Linked DNA regions of Homo sapiens: region 2 is linked to region 1. A link is a contact called in ENCODE Hi-C or POLR2A ChIA-PET data. All regions are on one chromosome and are shown on one strand. Each heading gives the region's core, a stretch centred on a gene start or an enhancer-like site at or near the end of the contact. The rest is flanking DNA. Distances are from core to core; before and after follow the strand shown. Region 1 has its middle 110 kb from the start of ZNF521. Region 2 has its middle 150 kb from the start of ZNF521.

What was found. Hi-C counts contacts between places; a loop is a spot of excess contacts on that map. ChIA-PET counts read pairs that join two places held with the same protein, here RNA polymerase II (POLR2A). Pooled maps may share reads with other maps.
Region 2: a loop to region 1 is called in a map of gastrocnemius medialis, with 6 times the contacts of the local background. The contact joins two enhancer-like sites. A Hi-C loop is called at or near these places in 3 of 168 maps with a recorded cell type or tissue (aorta, ascending aorta and gastrocnemius medialis) and 7 of 50 pooled maps. POLR2A ChIA-PET finds 5 or more read pairs at or near these places in 2 of 52 experiments (HCT116 and activated naive CD4-positive, alpha-beta T cell).

The regions. Positions count from the first base shown.
Region 1 is chr18:25,463,828-25,470,427 of GRCh38, reverse strand. No RefSeq gene overlaps it. Among named protein-coding and RNA genes, the nearest start is that of ZNF521, 110 kb to the right of the region's middle. RefSeq lists an enhancer at 3,539-6,285. Within about 2 kb of position 2,932, at least 8 of the 41 ENCODE cell types and tissues checked have a DNase peak (open chromatin) inside an H3K27ac peak, as active enhancers do.
Region 2 is chr18:25,500,781-25,507,380 of GRCh38, reverse strand. No RefSeq gene overlaps it. Among named protein-coding and RNA genes, the nearest start is that of ZNF521, 150 kb to the right of the region's middle. Within about 2 kb of position 3,645, at least 5 of the 41 ENCODE cell types and tissues checked have a DNase peak (open chromatin) inside an H3K27ac peak, as active enhancers do.

The DNA of each region.
Region 1 (6,600 bases), core at 1,683-4,182:
TTTACAAGACTCGTTTCCTTTACTCTGTGTTTTTCTCCTTGAAAGAGATAACTCGATTTTATACTTTACTGTCTTATTAACAGAATGCATTTTGGAACCCTGCCACTGCTAACAGTATCAGAAGGATTTAAGGCTGCTGAAATACATTTGAAAATTTAATTCTGCTGACTTCAGCTTGGATCTGGAGTAAAATCTAAACGTAGATTAAGTGTTTAGCACTGTGTATTGCGATTGGTGCTCCTGGTCATAAATACTCATGTCTATTTCTGTTTTAGACAGCTCTCCGTAGGTTTCCTACTCGGTACGGTACACAATGTTTGCTTCCCAAATGAGGTTATTCTCTATAAGGCTACCCCTTATATAACTCTTTTTATAGACTCAAGCCTCTGCTCTGTTGTGCAATTCATTATAAACTCCCTTGTGCGCTTTGTGATAACAAATGCTGGGTTCCTGAGAAGAGCCTTCTAGAGAGGGAAGCCTCTATTTCCTTCCAGACAATGTTTAATCTCATAGCAGCACTGACTAATAAAAGCAAAAGATCAATACAAAGCTGTATTGCTAGGATGAAAATTTACTAACATAGTCATTCATATCACAGGAACATCTGGTTAAAGCTTCAGGGCTCCCTTACTTTCTTAGTTATGATTTTATGGGTCTCTCCAGGCTCCTTTTTAGGATTTTAGCAGGCATTTATAGCAGGCTGGACATTTTAATCTTTTTAATGTGGTTATCTGATCCACACTTGGCTTTCTAACACTGACTGGTCATCTTCTCCACTCCTCGCTTATTGCACTTGAATCAAGTTATGATAAGCTCATACTGTAATAGCCCCTAGTCCTAAACGGGTCTAACTTCATGTAAGTGGCCTCCTGAGCTGCTATTTATGGTCATTTCTGTGAGGCACTGTCTTTAAAACCTTGGCATTTAGTGCCTTCTTCCTATCCCCATGACTTGGAATACATAAAGACTATTATAAATCACATAGCCAGGCCTGCAGGTATACTTTTTGCTAGAAGAGATTTCTGAGGCCTGAGGGGCAGGCCGAGGAGTCCTGGTTTACAGGCCTGAACCAGACGGACATGTATGAGGTTGACAAGATGGCTTGGTGGCCCAGCATGATCCCCACCTATGGTCTTCAATGTGGTGGCTTGGTGCAGAATTTTTGGTGGTTGAATTTGCTTGTTTGTGGTGTGTGAATCAGAATTCAGTCCCTTCTGGAGACCCATTGGTTTGAAAGTGGTAGGTAGACAGAATACTAAAATTCACAAGAGAATTCAAGTAAAATACCTGAGGTAGAGAAAGTAAATGTAAGTATAGTTTTACGTCTAATATTTCAACAAACCTAGCCATTATGATACGCAGGGACAGTAAGGGTACCGGTATTGATGGTACCTACTGTGAGAAAATTTCTCCACATATGTTAGATGTAATTTAATTTTACATTTATCTGAGGTAGATATTATCTGAACTAGGACTTGTTTACTGAACACTTACTGTAAAATAACCCCCGGGCCACATACTTAGTACATTTATATTTCATTGGCTCCTCATAACAATTCAGAGAGGTAGGTACTATTATTATTATTATTATTATTATTTTTGAGATGGAGTCTTGCTCTGTTGCCCCAGCTGGAGTGCAGTGGCGCAATCTCGGCTCACTGCAAGCTCCGCCACCTGGGTTCACACCATTCTCCTGCCTCAGCCTCCCGAGTAGCTGGGACTATAGGCGCCTGCCAGCACACCTGGCTAATTTTTTGCATTTTTAGTAGAGGCGGGGTTTCACCGTGTTGGCCAGGATGGTCTCGATCTCCTGACCTCGTGATCCACCCACCTCGGCCTCCCAAAGTGCTGGGATTACAGGTGTGAGCCACCGCACCTGGCCAGAGGTAGGTACTATTATTATCTTCATTTGGCAAGTTCAGAAACTGCGTCTCAGAGGGATTAAGGAACATTCTTGAGTGAAACAGCCAGCCAAGGGCAGCATGGGAGTCAAGCCTCAGTGTGTCTGACTTCACAGTCTTTGCACATGATAAACAGCGTGACTACAATGACTAGAAAAACACATAAATAGATGTAAGTTATTATTCTAATGTCTTATAAAATTCCTTTGCTATTTTACAGTAAAGCCAAGTCATCTACTTCTGTTGAAACTAAGCGTGTCAGACCCATCTCAGAAGATATGAGTTACCACAGATCTTCAGATAAAAGAAACAACACGTTAATTCACTTAATAACACATTCTTCAGAGGAGGAAATTGAAATACAGTTTTAACTTGATTACTTTGTTCTTTCTTAACTGGGCAAAACCAGACACACAGAGTTCCCCCTCTCTCTCCTTCTTCCAGGATGCCTTGGACAGGCTGTGCACAGACCACCTTCTCCCCCAGTTCCTAAGGGTCAAATAAAATGGAGAGACTATTCACTGCAGATACGGAGGCTTTGTCATGCGTCAGTTCTCAAAATTGGCTGCCTGGCACAGAAGATGATTTAAGTAAAACTGAACTAATTTTCAAAACTGAAACTTAAGCTGTTGAGCAACATGAGCCAAGTGCCATTTGTCTTGGACACCCCAACACTTTCTTGGCTCCTATTAGCAACTCAAATGTTCCCTGGTCACATTAATTAGCTCAATTGTCCTAGACAGGAAGGATGGAGGGAAGGCACAGGGCTCCAGCAGCCCAGGCTGTGGCAAACTTGGACTCTCAGAGACATTTCCCAGCATCGTTCTGAGGACTATTAGGGATCAGAAACACTCTGAGGCTGGTCGCCTACACAGAGCAAAATTGTCCCCATAGGATAACCCAGCAGCCTGCTGTGACATAGACTTTTGAGGACAAAGAGGTACAGAGAAGGCCAGCATGGGCAGAGCTCCTGGACAGAGACTTAAGAATATTTAGTGAAAGGAGAGCACTCCTCTTAGCTCTAAACCTCACACATCCCCCGTCGCTGCCCAGGCATTTGGGTGATGACACATCCCCCTTGGGACACAGCCCAATCTCCCTGACAGCTGTGCCCAGAAGGCCATCAGAGGCAGGCCCTGGCAGCTGACAAGCCTCTGTTCAGCCAGCTCTGGCCTTGAGGTACCTTTCAATGCCAAAGAGAGGAATGCAAGGATCAAATTTCTGAGCACTAGAACTTGACCATGACTTCCAAAAACTGAGTCACAAGAACACACGTATCACACAAAGGACTTTCTTACTATCCAACAAACACATATGTCCCCATTCCTTTTCTGTTGGAAGAAGAAATAGAGAAAAACCAGCCCTGAGTTCCTCCTGGGACTGGAAGTGTGCCTATTTCTTCCCTTTTCTGCAGCCACACTAAGGGATTGTGTCAACATTGTAAAGCCATCCATATTGAAAATGGTTACATGGAAATATTTTTGTAACCTATTATTACTATTAATACTCTGGTTTCTCTTCAGATTGTATAAATCTTTCAGCTCATTATTATTATTATTTGGAGGAAAGGGGAAGCTAGTGGTAAGTAGGAGGCACCGAGTAAATACCTCCAAGAGGGCTATAAGTTTTTGCGTTTAGCAACGGAAGTGATGTCTGAGAGAGTCAGATCCCAGTAATATGCAACAAGCATCATGGAGCTCCAAGTGTGTTTCTTGTAATTTTTGTCATTGCAAGGAAGCTGCAGTATGTCTTGGAGTCAAAAAGTCCTGGGCTCTAATTTTAGCTATAACATTTAACAGTGAGCATGTCTATGGACAAGTAAAGTTTACATTTCCTTAGCCTAAACTGACTCACCAGTAAAATGGGAATGATAAAGCCAACTGCGCAGGCTTGTTTTGCAAAGACTAAATGAGATAATGCAGGTAAATTTGCTAGCACATGTAAATGCTCCCTCAGTGGGGGTTTTCATAATTAATAAGATTAACATGTTGTGTTCACAATGCTGATGCATGTTTGAAGTTCTCATCTTTTGCCTCTTAGGGGGAAGCTCATGCCACAGGACCTCTTCAAGAGCTGGAGACAAAAAGCCCCCTGTTCTGAGAATTGTTGAAAGGTTTCTTTCCCTTTCCCAGATTCTTTGCTCCTCGGTGCCCTGTCAAAACATCTGGCCCCTTTTGTCCTCAGCTTTCCCTGTGCTATTAAAGCCAGTCCTCATCACGAGCCACTTCCTGTGGACCTAAACATTTTTTTTATTATGCACCTTAACACTTCAAGATGATTAGAGCTGAAAGGGTAAGAACAAAAAATGAAGGTTGAGCCTTTCTTTTCCAGCAGCTAATTTGATTCCAACAGCACTTGAAAGAAAGAAAGAAAGAAGCTCAAATGTTATGTTTTCATCTGCTAAGAATGAAGAAAGCATTATTTTTAAAAATTCCCCTCTCTAGCTTGAGATTAAGAGTATAATAAAAGAGGTTAGTGTCTGGCAAAATATTCTCAGTGGACTAATGTGGTCATTCCTTTATCCAGAGTATTCTTCCAGCCAGGTGCAGGCAACATTATTATACAAACTCTGGTTTGTCTTCTTGCTAGGAGAACAGAGGGATTTGTCAGGAATTCAGGGTCCTAGAGCAAAAGTGCATTGCTTCTTTCCCACAGCCAACCCTGGTAGTTCCTCCAAGATAAATTGCTTGAAGTAAAACTCTCAGTAAAGAGTATGTCTGAATGGGGACCCTAAGAAATTTCAGGAGGCTTTTTTTTTTTTTTTTGGTCTACACTGACTATCCTTTGCTGTGGATTAGGCCACTGCTTATTACAAATTCAAATCCTATCTATATATTGTTCATGGTTCCTTTGTGTCATCAGGAAATTAAAGTTTGCAGCTGGTCCCTTCATCTTGGCTAATCATGCGGACATAAAGTCCTTAAAGGCCCTCGGAGTGGCCCCTGCGGGGGCCCCACTCAACACTTCTCTTCAGCTAGACATTGTTTTTCAGCTGTGTTTTCATCCTTTGCCCCGCGGTATTAAGCTCCCGCTGCTTTTAGCCCCAGCATCAGACTGTCATGCGTCATTTTATCATGGCCAGTCCAACACCTACAGGAAACCATGCCCTCATGCCGAGTCCTGCAACCGGCTGGAAGTCCTTCAGAGGGTGGCAGGGCTTTCTCCAGTGTCCTGGGATGGCCGTTGCATCCTGAAGACCCCCATGGGTACCCAGATGGAGCAGAGTGGGTCCCTCACAGCAGTGGCCTTGTTAGGGGTCTCAAGTCACACTTGCTCAGAGTCGAAGGACGTGAATTGTTTGGACCTGTTAGGGAAGGCCTGGGCTATAAACGGGAAGCTGCCAATTTGCCAGCTCCTCGAAAATTGATCTGACGTGTTACAAAATCCTAAGTCTCCTCTCAGGGATCTTTTAATATCCGGCAGAGTTTACACCTGGTTTCTGTGATTCCTTGAATTAATTGAATTCTCATTAGAATACTTCCTGCTTTTCCCTTCCCACACTTAACCATCTATGACCCAAAGTTCACAGGGGAGTGACAGGACGAGAGCAAATCAGTCTCCCTGGTGTCCTTGTTTCATTTCCCACACCAGCCTGTGCGCTCACCTCCTCCCTGAGCGACTCCAGCCAGGCCATTCTTTTAGGGCAATTGAGAAGCCTTCCACTCGTCTCTCTCCTAGAAGTTACATTTATTACCTTCTTCCAAGCATTCCATCATTTGTGTTGTCTTACACATTGTGTTGAGTCTAGTGTTCTTTACTTTCTAGCACATTCAGTAATACATCTCTTCTTTTCCAATGACCGTATTTTCTTTGCCATCTCACTCGTTTTGGACACTATCTATGATTAATACATTGAAAATTGTGGGTATATTTGTGGTGCACATTATCATAAACATGCATTGTCCAGGAGCCTAGAAAATGCTAGGCTCTTAAAAGTTTTTTCTGCACTATGTATGTACAGTACATCCACTGTACATGCATTTTAAGACACAATCTTTCCTTATGTTTACCATCTGGGACCATTCAGTGATGTAAACCATTTTACATATCTCCCACAAAGTTGTAACTATTTTATTATGTTGAGGCTAATTCATTCTTACAGAGATCTAGTTTCATTTCTGATCTGCCTTGGAATTTTATCCTGTTTACACCAGGCATAGTCTCATAGTGACATCACTCTGGCTAGAATATGGAAGATTGTTTATGGTAGAAGAATGCTACATCAAGTAATCATCAGCTCTGTAAGGCAGAAAGGTCCAGAAAGGGAGACACCAAAGATGGACAGTAAGATTTCTTTTTGACTTGGTAAAAACACACTCATTTTTCAGCTCAAGTGTTACCTCTTCTCTGCCTCTTGTGACATCCCTCTCTCCACCACCCATAACTCTTGTGTCCTTGTCCTCTAGCAGAACACCAGTATGGTTTAATAAACAAAATTATTAACACATCTGCATTACTAGTAGATGATAGCTGCCTTGGGTTAGAGCCCATATCTAACTCAGAATTATATTACCTTCACGTAGGAGAGTGGCTATAGGTTAAATGAAGAATGAATGAATGAATGAAGGAAGGAATGAATGAACAAATGAATGAATGAATGAACGAACAAATGAATGAGTTTTATTCCAAACTAAGATATGACCCTCTCTAACACCAGGTTAGAGGCCAGGAAGAAAACTGTAATTTCAGCAAGCCTTTC
Region 2 (6,600 bases), core at 2,396-4,895, 36 kb before region 1:
GTTAATCCTCTCAGATCTTGATTTTCAGATTTGTTAGCTAAGGAGAGAGTTGTACTCAATCTAGGACTAACCAGTCCTCACCACCCAGGCAAGACTTTTCTGAGTACTCTACCCATTGTCTTGTGAATCTGGAGGTTTTCCAGCCTGGCTGCAGGATCCGGGGCACTACTTCCAGCCCTTGTGAGCTCTGGGCACTGTTACCTCTAATCCTTTCAAGTTCATTTCCCCAGCTACCAGCAGACTCCTTATGTGTTTGTAATGATCGGTACTCAGCTGGATACTCAAGGCGGACCCTCTACAGATCTCCAGGCCTCTCTCTGCTCAGCTTTCTCCTGTTTGTTACTCTATCCTGGGAACTTAGATTTATTGGTCTTCCTGGTCTCTCAGCTGCCTCTTTTCAATTTAGGGAATCTGCAGAACTCTACCACAATTCTTCCCTCTGCTGTGGCCCTGAAACTCTCTCAAGACAATAAGCTGAGGCTATCTCAGGGCTCATTGTTTGCCATCTCTCAAAGATACTGTCTTTTTTGACTGATGTAAAGTGTTTTACAAACTAACATTTAGTGTATTTTGTCTCTGTTTGGGTTGTTTCAGGGTAGAATAAATCTTGGTTACTCATCTTGTTCAGAAATGTAAATCCAATGTGTTTTTTTTCCTTTTGCTATTTTTTTTTCTGCCTATGTGTGCTGTGTGAATACAAAAACTTTAGCACTGTTGCAGTCCCATGGTCATGCCCAATATCCTGCCTATGGGAAGGGGAGGAAGCTGAGAGGTTAATTAGAAGGAAGATTTGCTTCAAGTGGTGCCATTGCAGCATCCTGGAGGGTCACATAGGCTTTCTCCTCAGTAATCACCCATCATTCACCTGTTTAGTAGTTCTTCCAAGATGTGAAATGTCAATCTGCCATCTAAGTGACTCCTGCAAAACAAGTGACCCTGCATGAAGCGGTGATCATGAAAACCAATCACAGCAAATGGCCCATCTACACAGACCTGGAATAACAGACTTACAGAGCTCATGTGTGGACTGGAGTTGATGTTTGAAATAGTTTCTAACCAATCTTGCATAAATCTCATTCCTGCTACTTTTCTCCTTGTCAACTTTGTATGAAAGAATGAAGGAAGGAAGCAGAGAAGAAATACAGGAAGAAAGGAAAGAAGATAAGGAAGGAAAGAGGGGAAGGAGGGAGAATGAAGCTGCTGTTATATCCAGAGAGGTAAAGAGGAATGAGAGAGCATTAAACAAATTCGTGGAGAACCTTACCTGGGTCCGATGGCCACCAAGTGGATTAGGAATTATTTTTACCTATATTTGCCTCTTTGCTTACATATAAATAGCAGACCATATATGACTATAGTATACGATGTATAAAACTATTACTGAGATCAACTTGTTATGGTACTTAAAATACCTTATGGATGTAAAAACTCTGAACTTTGAATTCATTGACTCAATATTGCCTACTTGCCCTGTCCATTCTGAAAATTCTAGAATTTAAAATCAGGGCTGGGGGGAAGGTAAAAGTTAAAGAGGCTCTAAAAAATAATTACTTCTTACCACAAGTAGATTGATCACTTGACAAACAATCCCAGGGTAAGAAATGAAAAAACAAAACTTCATACCAAAGTGATTTGTTTCTATCATCCAACATACTTCTCAGCCACTGCCTTTCACAACTGATTGTGATCCTGAATTACAATCAATAAATCCATGTGGTAATTTTGTCTCAAGTAATCACAAAATGTAAACCCATCTGTGCACTCATGTCTGGTATGACGTTTTATTACGGTTTATCAACATCTTCATCTGTGAGTGGTGTGATGCAGGGGTTCTCAACTGAACACTTTTGGTGTGTTGGACAAGATAATCCTGTGTGTGGCAGGGTGATCACATTGTTGGATAATTAGAGATATCCTGGCCTCCACTTTCTTGATGCCAGTGGCACTCCAGCAGTGGGGATTATAAAAAATATCTCCAGTTATTGACCAATGTCTCCTTGGGAGGGGGGAGCAAAACTGCCACAGCTGAGAACCACTGATGTAATGGAACAAACAGGCCTGTGATACCAGAGTATGAGTAAGAATTCTCTCACATGCTTGTTGCAGAAACTTGAGTAGATTACTGATCCTCTTTAACCATTAGTTTCTGTGAAAATTAAATGAGATCAGGTATAAAAAGTGAATAGCAAACTCTGTGTGTGGCTCATCATAGAAACTCAACAATTTGAATTTCCCTTCCCCCATTCTGTATGCATTCATCTAAGACAGTAATGGTAGATTTAGATTATAAACTTGTGGAAGACAGAAAGCATCTAGCATGGTGCCTAAGTGCTTAACAAATACTTTTAGTGATGATATGTACATTTGCTAAAGATAATTCTAATGCCTTCTTGATTCTCAATACTGTATGGAGACATGCCTATTTTCTTATCAATTTAAAGAAGGTTTTCATACAACTCTTTCACTTTCTCTTGCAAAGTTGAAAGGAAGAATTGATATTCAGAGTTCACAAAAATATAGTGTAGCTGTTTGATAACAGTGCTCTGTAAGAAACAGAAAACCAAAAGAAAATTATATAACAAGAGAATGTGCATGGCATGGTTTTAAACATTAACTCCTTCTTTTGAAAGTGTAGTAAGAACGTGTAATTGATATTGTATCCAGCCTGTTCAAAGGGATGCTTTCCAGATACTATGATTTTCCTTTATATTCTGTGCTATCTGTTTTGACTTTATAACCATTATGAATAGCTATTAGTAAGAAAGAAGATGTCTCAGGTATTAAAATGATTGGTAGAAAGTACAATGATTTCTTCTTGCTGAGCATATTTTTACTACGAGTTAATACCAATTCAAATGTGATGCCAATTCTCACAGCTTTAGTTATCATGGAGAAATTTGCAGCCATCTCTGGATATGAGTAAAAAACATTTTTAGTCAGAAATTTCACTCTTAACTGGAGAGCATAATGTGGCAATATTCACTTTGGAGAATTTTAGTAGGTGGCAAAAAATGAGATCTATTTAGATATTAAGAGGAGCACAGGCCTGTATAACGTGGTTAAGAATAATTGGGATCCAATTATTCAAAGCTTCAAAGAGGACTTTGACAAGTGGAATTCCCTAAATTTACATTCGTGGGGTAAAGCTGGTATGGTAAAATGATTCCAGCACCATAGTTTAATTTCCTGCCTGCCTTGGTCCCTCTGGGAGATACTTTTCAGTAAACTGGAGAAATTTATTTCTGCATTTACATGAAAAAAATGAAAGGCAAAACTGAGTACTTCTGAAGGAAGTGCTAAGTTGGAGCCAGGAGAGAGAGAGAGAGAGAAAGAGAGAGAAAGAGACAGAGAGAGAGAGAGAGACTTGGTAAATTCCAGAGACCATTTTCTGTAGCATATAAATTTTTTTGTAAGTGGCTTATAGCAATAAACTTTTATTTTCCCATGCGGTGGCTTTGTAATGTGTTGACTCGGCTAAGCTGAACTACATTTCCCAGAATTCCGTTCCCTGCATGTTCCTGGTTAGGATGGGCATAGGAACAACTTGTGCAAGATCTGGAAGGTGGAAGTGGAGCGGAGCCGTGTTTATCCTTGAAAGGGCCGTGGAGGCTGGACTCTGTTGCGGCTCACACATATTTTCACAGATCTGCTCGCTCACTATACTGACTGGGTCCAAAGCTCCGGTCCCTGGAATTGCTTCCTTCAGCTTTACAAAGCCTGGTCCAGGAGTGAGCGGGGCTCTGCAGCAAGAACACCAGCCTCTCTTCAGAGCAGCCTCGGCCACAAGGGTGGAGGCTTAGAGATGGGATGGAAAGGGGCCAATGTGGCTTTCAGGGACAGACAGATGCACACTCCCGTGGGGTCCTTATGAGTTTCAGTTTTCCCTGCTCTCCCCGACTTCCTGCCCATCTTCGGATCCTGACCAGCTGTCTTGTGACTTCAGGTTCAGCATCCCTCCTAAGAAACAGACAAACAGAACTCCCTTATCAGTGTCCGTAATTGTATAAGATTCGATCCCGATGTTTAAATTGATACATAATAATTATACATATTTATGGGGTCCGTGTGATATTCTGATACCGGCATACAATGTATAAATGATCAAATCTGGGCAACCAGAATATCCATCACCTCAAACATTTATTATTCCTTTTTGTTGAGAACATTACAAATCTTTTCTAGCTATTTTGAAATGTACAATAAATTGTTGATAACTGTAGTCATCCTACTGTGCTATCGAACACGAACTTATTTAATCTCTCTAACTATGTTTGTACCCATTAACCAACCTCTTTTCATGCCCACCTCCCACCCTTCCCAGCCTCAGTAGCCACCATTCTACTTGCTACTTCCATGAGATCAACTTTTTTTTAAATCTCCTACATGTAAGAGAGAACATGTGATATGGTTTATTTCTCTTAATGTATTACTTTTAAAATTCTAAAACATTTTCTCTATTTAGAAGACTCATCAGACTGTAGCAACGTCCAGTTGTACATTTCAACCACTTTCACTATCCGGGCAATTTACCATAGATAAATCAGTTATCCATCAGATTGTTGGTTGTTGAGCTGCTTGGAATGATTAAATTGATTTGAATTATCTAAAAAACATGAATACAAGCAAGTTAGCATATATAAAGAGGAGGAGTAAAGGAGCTACTACTATCATTTATTTATACTAGTTGCTGCCCAGGTAGTCTTCTAAGTACTTTAAATATGCTATCTTATTAAAATTCCCATTCTATATATAAGAAAACTGATATTTGGAAAGATTAAAGCACCCTCCTTACCTCACACAACTGGCATGTGCTTGAGTCAAAAATGAGAAAGAGGTTCTGTCTGATGCCTAGGTTTTTAATGCAGACCATCATAACTATTCATTAAGTCATGTTGGTATAAATAACTTAGTTGGATGGACTCGTGTAGCTACATTTAAAAACTATTGGGGAAATATCAGGATTAATATAGAGGGGTTACAAGTACAGATTTTATTTTATCATTGTTTAAAAAAACTACCATTTAATAAGCATATGTTATTTAATTCTCACAACAATTCCTTGAAGTAGGAATTTACATACCACTTTACAGATGGGGAATCTGAAAATTACAGGGTTTAAACATTGACCCCAAGTCACACAACCAGAAGGGACGGAGCCAGGGTCCCAGTGTGAGCAGCCTGGCTTCGTAGCCCATCTCTTTCCAGGGAGTTTTCATTGCCTCACACATTCCAGGAGGAGTGGAGATTGTGGCAAACCCATCGTGTATCTTTCCTCCCTATCCCCATCCCTCTCTTTGGTTCAATCGCCAAGAAAGGAATGGCCATGAGAGGAAAAGTAGAAAAGCGGGCAGGAGCCAGCCTGTGGCTGCAACATGTGGGCAGGGCCACTGGCTGATTGTGTGAATGCATGTACATTACATAAGCCTCAGGATGGTTTCCGCTGGGGAGTTCATTTTCTTATTCTCTCCATATCTCTGGTGTAGCCTTCCTGAAATACTGCATCTTCCATGGTTCCACCTAGGCTTGGGCCCTTGGGCACTGAGCATTGAGTCCTCACACCTGACTGGGGGCAACTGTCCTGAGAAGTCTCACTCTGGAGGTGGCTCTGCTCATTCATTCAGGAATGTTCCCAGGCCTTTGAAGGAATAAGAAAAGATAGGTTTTAATCAAGGGGGATTAAAATTAGGTCCAGTCTCTAGTTCTTATAGTGGGATTTGTTGTTCTGTTTGTATTTGTTGGTTTTATTTTTTGAAGATGATGCTCCACCAGCCAGCCTCATCATTACTCACTCTATACCTAAACTCAGAGTTTCTTTAGTAAACTTGGAGACTGAATGACAGAGTTAGAATGAATGGGAGACACCCATACTAGGCTAGGTCTCTTTTGCTGTTTAGGAAACTCGAGGATGGGTAATTGAACTGACTAGCAAAGCAGCTACAGCAGGGGCCACACCAGCACTATTTTCTCTCTCTCGGGCTCCACAGCCTGGCCTCGCAGGTTCCACTGATACTCAGCACGCCTGGGCCTGGGCTTTCCCTGTGGCAGGTGCCCAGCTGAGGCCTATGTTCCTGAGGTATATTCCAGAAAATAATTTTTAATGTTCATTTTTATTTTAAGACACTTTGCAGCATTTAGTAAAAATCTATACATATATATGTAGAAAATGTATCCTTCATCTTAATATTTAAAGAGGAAAAAAATCAAATAGTCTGTTCTGACCTCCCTGAGGAATGGGATTTGACAGAATTGAGCAATCTCTGTACTGTCAGAACTGATAGTCAAGGTCTCTCATGTATAACCATGTATCTCTCTTACATAACCATTTATTGATGTCTCTTTTTTGTCTTTTTTTTAAATTGAGATATAATTCACATAACATAAAATTCACCTTTTTAAAAAAGTGTCCACTTCAGTGTTTTTTAGTATGTTCACAGAGGTGTGTAACCATCTCCACTTCCTTGTTCCAGAACATCTTCATTACCCGCAAAATAAACCCTATGTCCATTTGTAGTCATTCTTATTCCACTCTCTCCCAAGACCCTGGCAACACCAGTCTACTTTCTGTCTACAGATTTGCCAATTCTAGATGTTCTATATAAA